Regions from separate parts of the Homo sapiens genome. Here all the other regions are linked to region 2. A link is a contact called in ENCODE Hi-C or POLR2A ChIA-PET data. All regions are on one chromosome and are shown on one strand. The core of a region is the stretch at or near the end of the contact, and the rest is flanking DNA. Distances in the headings are between cores, read along the strand shown. Region 1 holds the start of ZNF552 (zinc finger protein 552). Region 2 holds the start of PPP2R1A (protein phosphatase 2 scaffold subunit Aalpha). Region 3 holds the start of ZNF304 (zinc finger protein 304).

Region 1 (2,758 bases), core at 126-2,625, 5.6 Mb after region 2:
AAACTAGGCCCACTGGTCATGGGGTACAGCCACCAACAACAATAGTTAGTTGAACAAATAGGTATCTGTGCGGTGGCTGTGATATAAGAGTCCACCCCCTCCTGACAGGCACTTCCCCTAGTATGGCCGAGGTCATGGAAAGCCCAATGTGGCACCTTCAGCACAGCAGAGATACCCTCTCTGAACGCACCTCATTCTTTTTTTTTTTTTTTTTTTTTTTTTTTTGATACGGAGTCTCGCTCTGTCACCCAGGGTGGAGTGCAATGGCGCGATCTCGGCTCACGCAACCTCCGCCTCCCGGGTTCAAGCGAGTCTGCTGCCTCAGTTTCCCAAGTAGCTGGGATTACAGGCATGCGCCACCACGCCTGGCTAATTTTGTATTTTTAGTAGAGACAGGGTTTCTCCATGGTTGGTCAGGCTGGTCTCTACCTCCGGACCAACCCGCCTAGGCCTCCCAAAGTGCTGGGATTACAGGAGTGAGCCACTGCACCCGGCCCCACCCTCCACTTTCTTGTATGCGTTCCTTAAATGCTTCTACAGCCATAAAGGCCTGAGGGAAGAGGCTGACTTTACAGGACTGTGTCCCTGATAGGATCTGGTAAGCTCAGGCCTCCCTGAACGCTTTTGTGTCCACGGAGCCAGGTGACCTTGGACTATTGTCTAACCTGCGTGTCTCAGCACAAAGTGTCATCTCTACCACCTATATGATCTACAAGGATTCAATCTCAAAGGGCCCCAACGTCATCCCCTCTCTACTCTGTTATTTATTTGGCCTTTAGGAAACTTTAAAAGCCTGGACTTTGATCCAGTCCCTTCTTTCTTGGAAATTCTCCTATTTCTAGTGTCCTCGCAATGATTTCACAGCCCCCAGCCTCCTTGCTTTTCCAGGAGGAGTTCCGCCTCACAGGTTGTTCCCTACAGGCGCCTGTGGACCCCAGGTTCCATCCTCCCGGATCCGTCCATCTCCAGGCCATTGCCCGCGCCCCTCCCTGTACCTGTCGCTCTCCCCACCGCATCCCACGGGTGTCTGAAACAGGGATCCCTCCCGAGAGCGCCTCAGTGTCCCGACGCCGGGTCCGGGTTGCAGAGCCGTAAACAGGTGCCGCTCCCTCGCTGCTTTAGGACTTGTGTGACTAGGAGGTGACCGGAGAGCACGGAAGGCGCCACAATTACCTGAACGGGGAACCTTAGCGCGGCCGCCGCCATGGGACCACGTGGGGTAAGCTGGGTTGAGAGCAGCGGGCGCCGTTAAAGAGCTGCAGAGTCACGTCTGTGCAAAGAGAAGAACGACTCTCGACCTCCTGGATCCAGTCACCACCACGGTCCCAACACAGCGCTCCAAGGACTCCCTAACGCCAATGGAAATGGTCGCTACTAAAGGGCGCCGGGAGTCCCGCCTCTACCTTACTTGCGCACACGGAAACGCCTTCAATGTGAACTCTCACTGGCTCTGCCGTGCTGTCATTTGACGCAGAGCTTTCTGGGTAATGTAGTTTCCCAGGTTCCAAGGCCGTAAAGAGAGAGATTCCCAGGGGCGCTTCGGAAGGAAAAGCCCAGCTCCACCTCCGGGGCCCTCAGGGAAGCCTCCTGACCCGCACGGTGGCGCGCGCCTGTAATCCCAAATTTTGAGAGGCTGAGGTGTCAGGACTGCTTGAGCCCAGGTGGTCCAGGCTGCACTGAGCTATGACTGCACCACTGCACTCCAGCCTGGGCGACAGAACCTGTCTCAAAAGAAAAAGAAATGTTAATTAAGCGTTTGTGCTGTTAAGGGAGGAGACCACCTCTCATATTGTTTTATGCCCAATTTCTGCCTCCAAAGAAACAAGTAAAAACTAAAAGGCAGAAATGAAATCCACAGGCAGACAGCCAGGTGCCAACCCTGGGCCTGGTTAAAGATCGACCCCTGACCAAACCGGTTATGTTATCTATGGATTCCAGACATTGTATGGAAAAGCATTGTGAAAATCCCTGTCCTGTTCTGTTCCGTTCTGATTACCACTGCATGCAGCCCCCAGTCGTGTACCCCCTGCTTGCTCAATCGATCACAAACCTCTCATGTGGACCCCCTTAGAGTTGTAAGCCCTTAAAAGGGACAGGAATTCCTCACTTGGGGAGCTTGGTAGTTGGAGATGTGAGTCTTGCCAAAGCTCCAGGCTGAATACAGCCCTGCGGCTTGTCCTGCTACATTTCTTGGTTCCCTGACTGGGAAGCCAGGTGATTAACAGATAGTCGAGGCAGCCCCTTAGGCAGCTTAGGCCTGCCCTGTGGAGCATCCCTACAGGGGACTCTGGCCAGCTTGAGGGACGCAGAACCTGAGAGCACTCCCGGGTAGGCAATTGCCCCAGTGGAACACCTCGCCAGAGTGGCGTGTGGCAGGCCCCCACAGAGGATCAATGCAGCGGCTGAACACTGGGAAGGAACAGGCACTTGGAGTCCGGACATCTGAAACTTGGTAAGACTAGTCTTTGGAACTTGCCCACTCCATTTGAGTGGAAGGGTGGCCTGATCACCCACGGCATGCCTGTACCGGCACTTTGGTTTTTGTTTTTGACTTGATTTGGATTGCTTGATACTTTCGTTTTGGTTTTGACCTGGCTTGGATTTCTGGATACTCTGATTTGGATTTTGATTCTGGTTTGGTGTAAACGGTAAAAGTGTATGTGTGCCCTTTTTACCTGTTCTTTGTTTTGTGGTGTGCGTGTGGTGTGAGCGTGGTGTTTTGTCTCAAAGAAGCATGGGTCAGGCACAAAGTAAGCCC
Region 2 (2,747 bases), core at 27-2,526:
AGATTAGTCAGATCCAATCCTGCTCCCACTCTATGGAGGAAACAAATTCGAATACATAGTCACAGCCCAGGCTCTGGGATTGAGAGACAGAGAGAGAGATTGGATTGGAGAGAGAGAGAGAGAGAGATGGGATTGGAGAGACAGAGAGATAGATGGGACTGGAGAGACAGAGAGAGGGGTTCTGTGGCTCTGGAAGCCTAGAGAACAGAGCCTGAAGACAGAGAGGAAAGGGAGTAAAGGGGAGGCATTTATGCAGAGATCTCAGAAGTGAATATGAAAGGCACCCCTAGCAGAACGCACAGCTTGGGCAAGGAGGCTTGCTGGCATGAAAACGCAAGAAGTGCTCAGGCAGCTGTAATTCTCCAGGACATCAGATAAAAGGTAAAAAACAGATGGGAGACGCGCCTAGACAGGGTATTGAATACCAGCCCGAGGGGCTTGGGTTTCATCCAAACAGCAAGGCAACTGAGCTCAACACAGTGAGACTCGGTCTCCACAAACATTTTTTTAAAAATTGGCCGGGCCTAGCGGCGCGCGCCGATAGTCCCAGCTATTTCTGCAGGCTGAGGCGAGAGGATCATTTGAGCTCGGGGAGGTCCAGGCGGCAGTGAGCCAAGATCCTGCCACTGCACTACAGTCTGGGCAACAGAGCGAGACCCTGTCTTTAAAAAAGTAAAAAAAAAAAAAAAAAAAAAAGAAAGAAAAAGAAAAAAGAGAGAAGGGCAAGTCGCTCCCTTCTCTGGGCCTTGGCATAAATCAAGCACAAATCAAAGTCTCACTCCCTCCTCCTGCCGCGCAACGGCGCGGAGAGCCAGCCAGCCAGCCAGCGGAACCACGGCCTGGTAACCCAAAACCTGCACACCCTCCAGCTCCCCACAGGACGTCACGTATTACCACCGACGCACGCGCAGAAGCCTTCCCGGGGACTCAAGAAAGGGCAGGCTTAGCCTCCTCCCCATGTCGCCCCTCATTGGCTAGAAACTACTGCTCGTCTCGGTCGTTGTTAGCAGCGACCAGGGCGGGTACAATCTTGGTCGCTAGGACACGGCTAACTTCCGCTTTCTTCCCCCTCTCCTAGGCTCAAACTAGTCAAATCTTGTTCACTCGACCAATGGCAAATCGGAAGTGGGCGGGACTTCACAAGTCCGGACCAAAGAAACGCGAGCTTAGCCCTGGGTAGCGCGGCCAATGGCCGTGGAGCAGCCCCTGTAAACTGGCTCGGGCGCCCCCACGCCCGCCCTTCCTTCTTCTCCCAGCATTGCCCCCCCCACGTTTCAGCACAGCGCTGGCCGCAGTCTGACAGGAAAGGGACGGAGCCAAGATGGCGGCGGCCGACGGCGACGACTCGCTGTACCCCATCGCGGTGCTCATAGACGAACTCCGCAATGAGGACGTTCAGGTCCGGAGGCTACGGGGGACTTGGGGAAGACGCGGAGGGGTACCTGGGGGCACGGGCGGCCCTCGCGGAGAAGACTCAGCGTTCGCTGGGAGTGGCGGAAGGGGGCGACGGCCAATCAGCGTGCGTCTCTTATCTCCCCGGTTGCCCGGACTCCTTGAGACGGCGCTCCCGATTGGGTGTCGGCCCAGTGGAGGGCGGGGGCCAGCGCTAGCCTCGAGGGTCCCGGGCCTGCCCTGTGCGCGCGGCGGTCCGCGGTCCTGGGAGGTTGTGGCCAGGGCTGGGGTCTGCGGACTGGGTCTGGGAGAGAGGAGGACTCCGTGATTGGCGGCGGCCTCTGAATGGCCTCTTGGGGATGTGGGGCGCGCATGACTTGCTCCAAGTAGGGGAGGGCCGCCGGGTGGGTCGGGACCTGGGAAGGTTTTTTTGTTTTCTGGGTTTCGACTGCTGGGCCAAGTGGGGACCGAGAGGCGAAGGCCTGCCATCCTAATTCCTGCTCTTCCTCCGCCTCTCATTTTGGTTTAGGTGTCCTAAGAGGACGGGGACGCAAAAACACCCCCCCACCAAAGGTGGGGACTAGCCAAGTTTAGGAGCGAATTAGGTTGTAGAAACCCGCCTCCCCATCTCCCCGGATCCTCCCATTGACCAGGATAGGGGTTGAGGGATTTGCTAAGCAGATGAACATTTATTTATTTCTTTTTTTTGAGACAGTCTCTGTGTCGCCCAGGCTGGGGCTGGGGAGCAGTGGCGCGATCTCGGCTCAGTGCAACCTCTGCATACCGGGTTCAAACCATCCTCGCCCCTCAGCTCCCTAATTAGCTGCGATTACCGGCGCGAGCCACCACGCCCGACTAATTTTTGTATTTTTAGCAGAGACGGGGTTTCACCATGTTGGCCAGGCTTGGTCGGGAACTCTTGACCTCAAGCGATCCACCCGCCTCGGCCTCCCAAAGTGTTGGAATTACAGGCGTGAGCCACCGCGCCCAGCCCGGATGAACATTCCTGGTTATGGGATGAGGTGACCCAAGGCTCTGAGCCGGGCTGGTGTGGGATTGAGAACAGTTAGAACTGCAAGTCCACCTCCCACCTGCTGTGTGACCTTGTGCAAATTACTTCACCGCTTTGGGTCTCTGTGTTCCATAAAATATGGGCTAATTGTAGTCCTGGTCTTGCTGGAGGGACTTGTGAGGGACTGAACGAATTATGACACAAATAAAAAGTAGAATGGTGTCAGGCCTGTTGTAAGGGCTCGATAAATATTAGCTGTAATTATTGGGAGTGGTGATTAAAGAGGTCCCATCCTCCCTTTAGGTCTGTTTTCCCATTTATAAAATTGGACAAGGTGCACTGG
Region 3 (2,700 bases), core at 190-2,689, 5.2 Mb after region 2:
TTTTTCAATTAAATGAGTCTATTGATATATTGGTGTGCTTTTGTGCAAAAATTATAACCATTAGGGGCTCCCACCTGTAATCCCAGCACTTTGGAAGACTGAGGCAGTTGGATCACCTGAGGTCAGGAGTTCGAGACCAGCCTGACCAACACGGAGAAACCCCATCTCTACTAAAAATACAAAATTAGCCGGGCATGGTGGCGGATGCTTGTAATCCCAGCTACTCGGGAGGCCGAGGCAGGAGAATCGCTTGAACCTGGGAGGGAGAGGTTGCAGTGAGCTGAGATCGTGCCATTGCACTTAAGCCTGGGCAACAAGAGTGAAACTCTGTCTCAAAAAAAAATTATAACTATTATCTATGATGCTATTTGATGAGTGAGGGAATAATTGTACTTTTTTCTTTTTTTTTCAAAATCACACTGATCCTGAAAAGGTGGATCTTTGATTTATCTTCCTAAAGCAGTGTATGTGAGAACCTTGTGTTGAGGAAGACTGATAACAGCTTGTATGTATTTAGCACGATGTGCCAGGCCTGGTGTTAAGTACTTTTTACCTCACTTCCCATATTCCTAATGAGGTTGGTTGTAGTGTTTTTCATCTTACTGATTTTTTTTTGTTTGTTTTTGTTTTGTTTTGTTTTTGGCTAATGACTTTAAAAGACCTCCAGTTCTTGAACTTCAGCTAGGGTCCCATCCCCAGAGTTTATCAGAAGGTATAGGTTGGGTCCAAGAATTCACAGGTTTTTTAAGTTCATAGTGAAGCTGATGCTGTAAAACTACATATCAAATTGGGAAGCAATGAATTAGAAGAGGCTCATGTTTTCGTCATGTTACATGTAAGTTCCTCCTTCACTTTTCGCCATGAATAAAAGTTCCCTGTGGCCTCACCAGAAGCAGATACGGGCACCATGCTTCCTGTACAGCCAGCAGAAAGGTAGCTAATTACATCTCTTTTCTTTATATGTTAGAAAAATTAGAAGGACATTCAATGTTTTACAAAAAGGCCCACAAACGAAATACAGACAACGTTCAATTTATTAATACGTTTCAATCCCCAAATCTGAGAGAGGTGAAGCAGGTTTCCCAGGGCCTCAGAAGCAGGATTGAAGAATGGGTCCCTTGCTGGCGACTTCAGTGGCGTGGCATTGTCCCAGGTGGCCATGGAAATCAGGGTGCATACCCTTTAAAAGCAGCTGTGGCCTCCGAGATATCGTTTTCCCAGTCTTTTCTCCCCCTCCCTGCACGACGCCTCTTGGCAGACATCCGGGAGAACCCGAAAGGCGCTCGTTGCCTGGTTGGATGCAGGGTACAAACTACGTTACCCAGAAATCTGTGCCCAGCTCATTGTTAGCCGGCGTGCAGCCAATGACAGCCCAGAAACTGGGCGTTTCCTGCTGCTCTGGGCTGCAGGGGCGAGACTTCTGGCGTCGCCGTCGTGACGTATTTTTCCTATGCCCGGTCCGTGCATTCTGGTTGTGAAGGCTGAGTTCTAGAGATCGGGTCGGCTTTCTACGCGGCTCTCGTGGAACCTAGCAAAGAAAGACAGTGAAGACTGCAGGACCTTCCTTCGCGCTTTTGTTACAATCCATGACCCCTGTCGTGGGACGGGCGGCCTCTCGCGGAGGTGTCTGCCGGGGCTGGGCTCTTACCGAGGCCTCCACACACGTCCTCTTGTCCTTGTCTCCCCCAGAAGCAGCCGCCTTAGTCTTGTGAGCGTTTTTACACCGGGTAGATTGAGACTTGGAGTGCTACACTCAGCCCGAGGGCGTCCAGCGCGGTGGAGGCGTGGGGTTTCGGCTGAGCCCACAGGGCACAGACTGTTCATCCGCTTCTCATGGCAGCGGCGGTGCTGATGGACCGGGTTCAGGTGAGTGGGGGCATCCCTCAAGCGCACCCCGGCCTGGTTGGTGTGTCCTGGGATGTTCGCTCTCATCGCGCACTTCAGGGTGCTCACTCCGTCGCATTATGTGGAGGGGTTCCGCTCCCCTCATCAGTGGCATAAGGTGTGGAACGGACTCGAAGGCGCAGGGGCAGTTCGTACAAATGCATGCATGGAGAGGAGAATGAGTTTGGGGAGTTCCGGGAACTCTCTGTGCCTGGTGAGAACAGGGACTAGGGGGTCAGAGGTAGGCCTGGAATGGCCGCCCGAGGAGCTGGTCCTCTCTTCTGAGGGTGCTGGGAGTCATGCAAGGTTTGGTACAGAGAAGGGAGGTCCTCTGACGCAGTTCTTAAAAGGCTCCCTCTGGCTGCAGAGTGGGTAGACTAGGGATTATAGGGTAGACGGGGAGATCAAGATGAAGTCTACTGAAATAGTCCAGGTGAGCGTTGATGGTCTGGGCCAGAGTGGTGGCAGCAGAGGTTAGAGAATGTATGGGTTTTGGGTTTTGTATGTATTTTATAAGGAAGGCTGACCAGATTCTCTGATGAGACATAGTGATGATATCCTGGGATTCTTCACATGACTGTCTTCACTTGAGACAGGGGGCAGTGAATGGAGGTCATTTCTAGTTTAGTGTCCTGAATCCAGGCCATGAGTTGTATGGAGTTATGTGGAGAAGTCCCCACCTGGCGACCAATGGGATGAGTACTGCAAAAGTATATCAGACCTAGGAACAGGTACGCTCAAATGCTTGTAGGATTGAGTTTGGAGCGCTCAGGGAATCTCAGGTCTTAATTACCTTTGTTGGAAACAGGTATCAGA

What was found. A loop is a pair of places that touch in the nucleus more often than their neighbours do. ChIA-PET counts read pairs that join two places held with the same protein, here RNA polymerase II (POLR2A). Pooled maps may share reads with other maps.
Region 1: a pooled map shows a loop between it and region 2 (2.9-fold over the local background). The contact joins the promoter of ZNF552 here to the promoter of PPP2R1A in region 2. A Hi-C loop is called at or near these places in 1 of 50 pooled maps. POLR2A ChIA-PET finds 5 or more read pairs at or near these places in 2 of 52 experiments (AG04450 and WTC11).
Region 3: a pooled map shows a loop between it and region 2 (8-fold over the local background). The contact joins the promoter of ZNF304 here to the promoter of PPP2R1A in region 2. A Hi-C loop is called at or near these places in 4 of 50 pooled maps. POLR2A ChIA-PET finds 5 or more read pairs at or near these places in 3 of 52 experiments (CD4-positive, alpha-beta T cell, HCT116 and naive thymus-derived CD4-positive, alpha-beta T cell).

The regions. Positions count from the first base shown.
Region 1 is chr19:57,813,538-57,816,295 of GRCh38, forward strand. ZNF552 (zinc finger protein 552) reads right to left here and starts at 1,376. Exons shown (of 3, transcript NM_024762.3): 1 at 1,174-1,376. The coding sequence starts at 1,206. RefSeq lists an enhancer at 1,651-1,700.
Region 2 is chr19:52,188,776-52,191,522 of GRCh38, forward strand. It overlaps PPP2R1A (protein phosphatase 2 scaffold subunit Aalpha), which reads left to right and starts at 1,277. Exons shown (of 15, transcript NM_014225.6): 1 at 1,277-1,399. The coding sequence starts at 1,322. RefSeq lists enhancers at 1-834, 483-612, 643-692, 703-922, 835-1,802 and 1 more.
Region 3 is chr19:57,349,832-57,352,531 of GRCh38, forward strand. It overlaps ZNF304 (zinc finger protein 304), which reads left to right and starts at 1,440. Exons shown (of 3, transcript NM_020657.4): 1 at 1,440-1,866. The coding sequence starts at 1,834. RefSeq lists enhancers at 616-1,475, 1,433-1,522, 1,476-2,334, 1,673-1,742.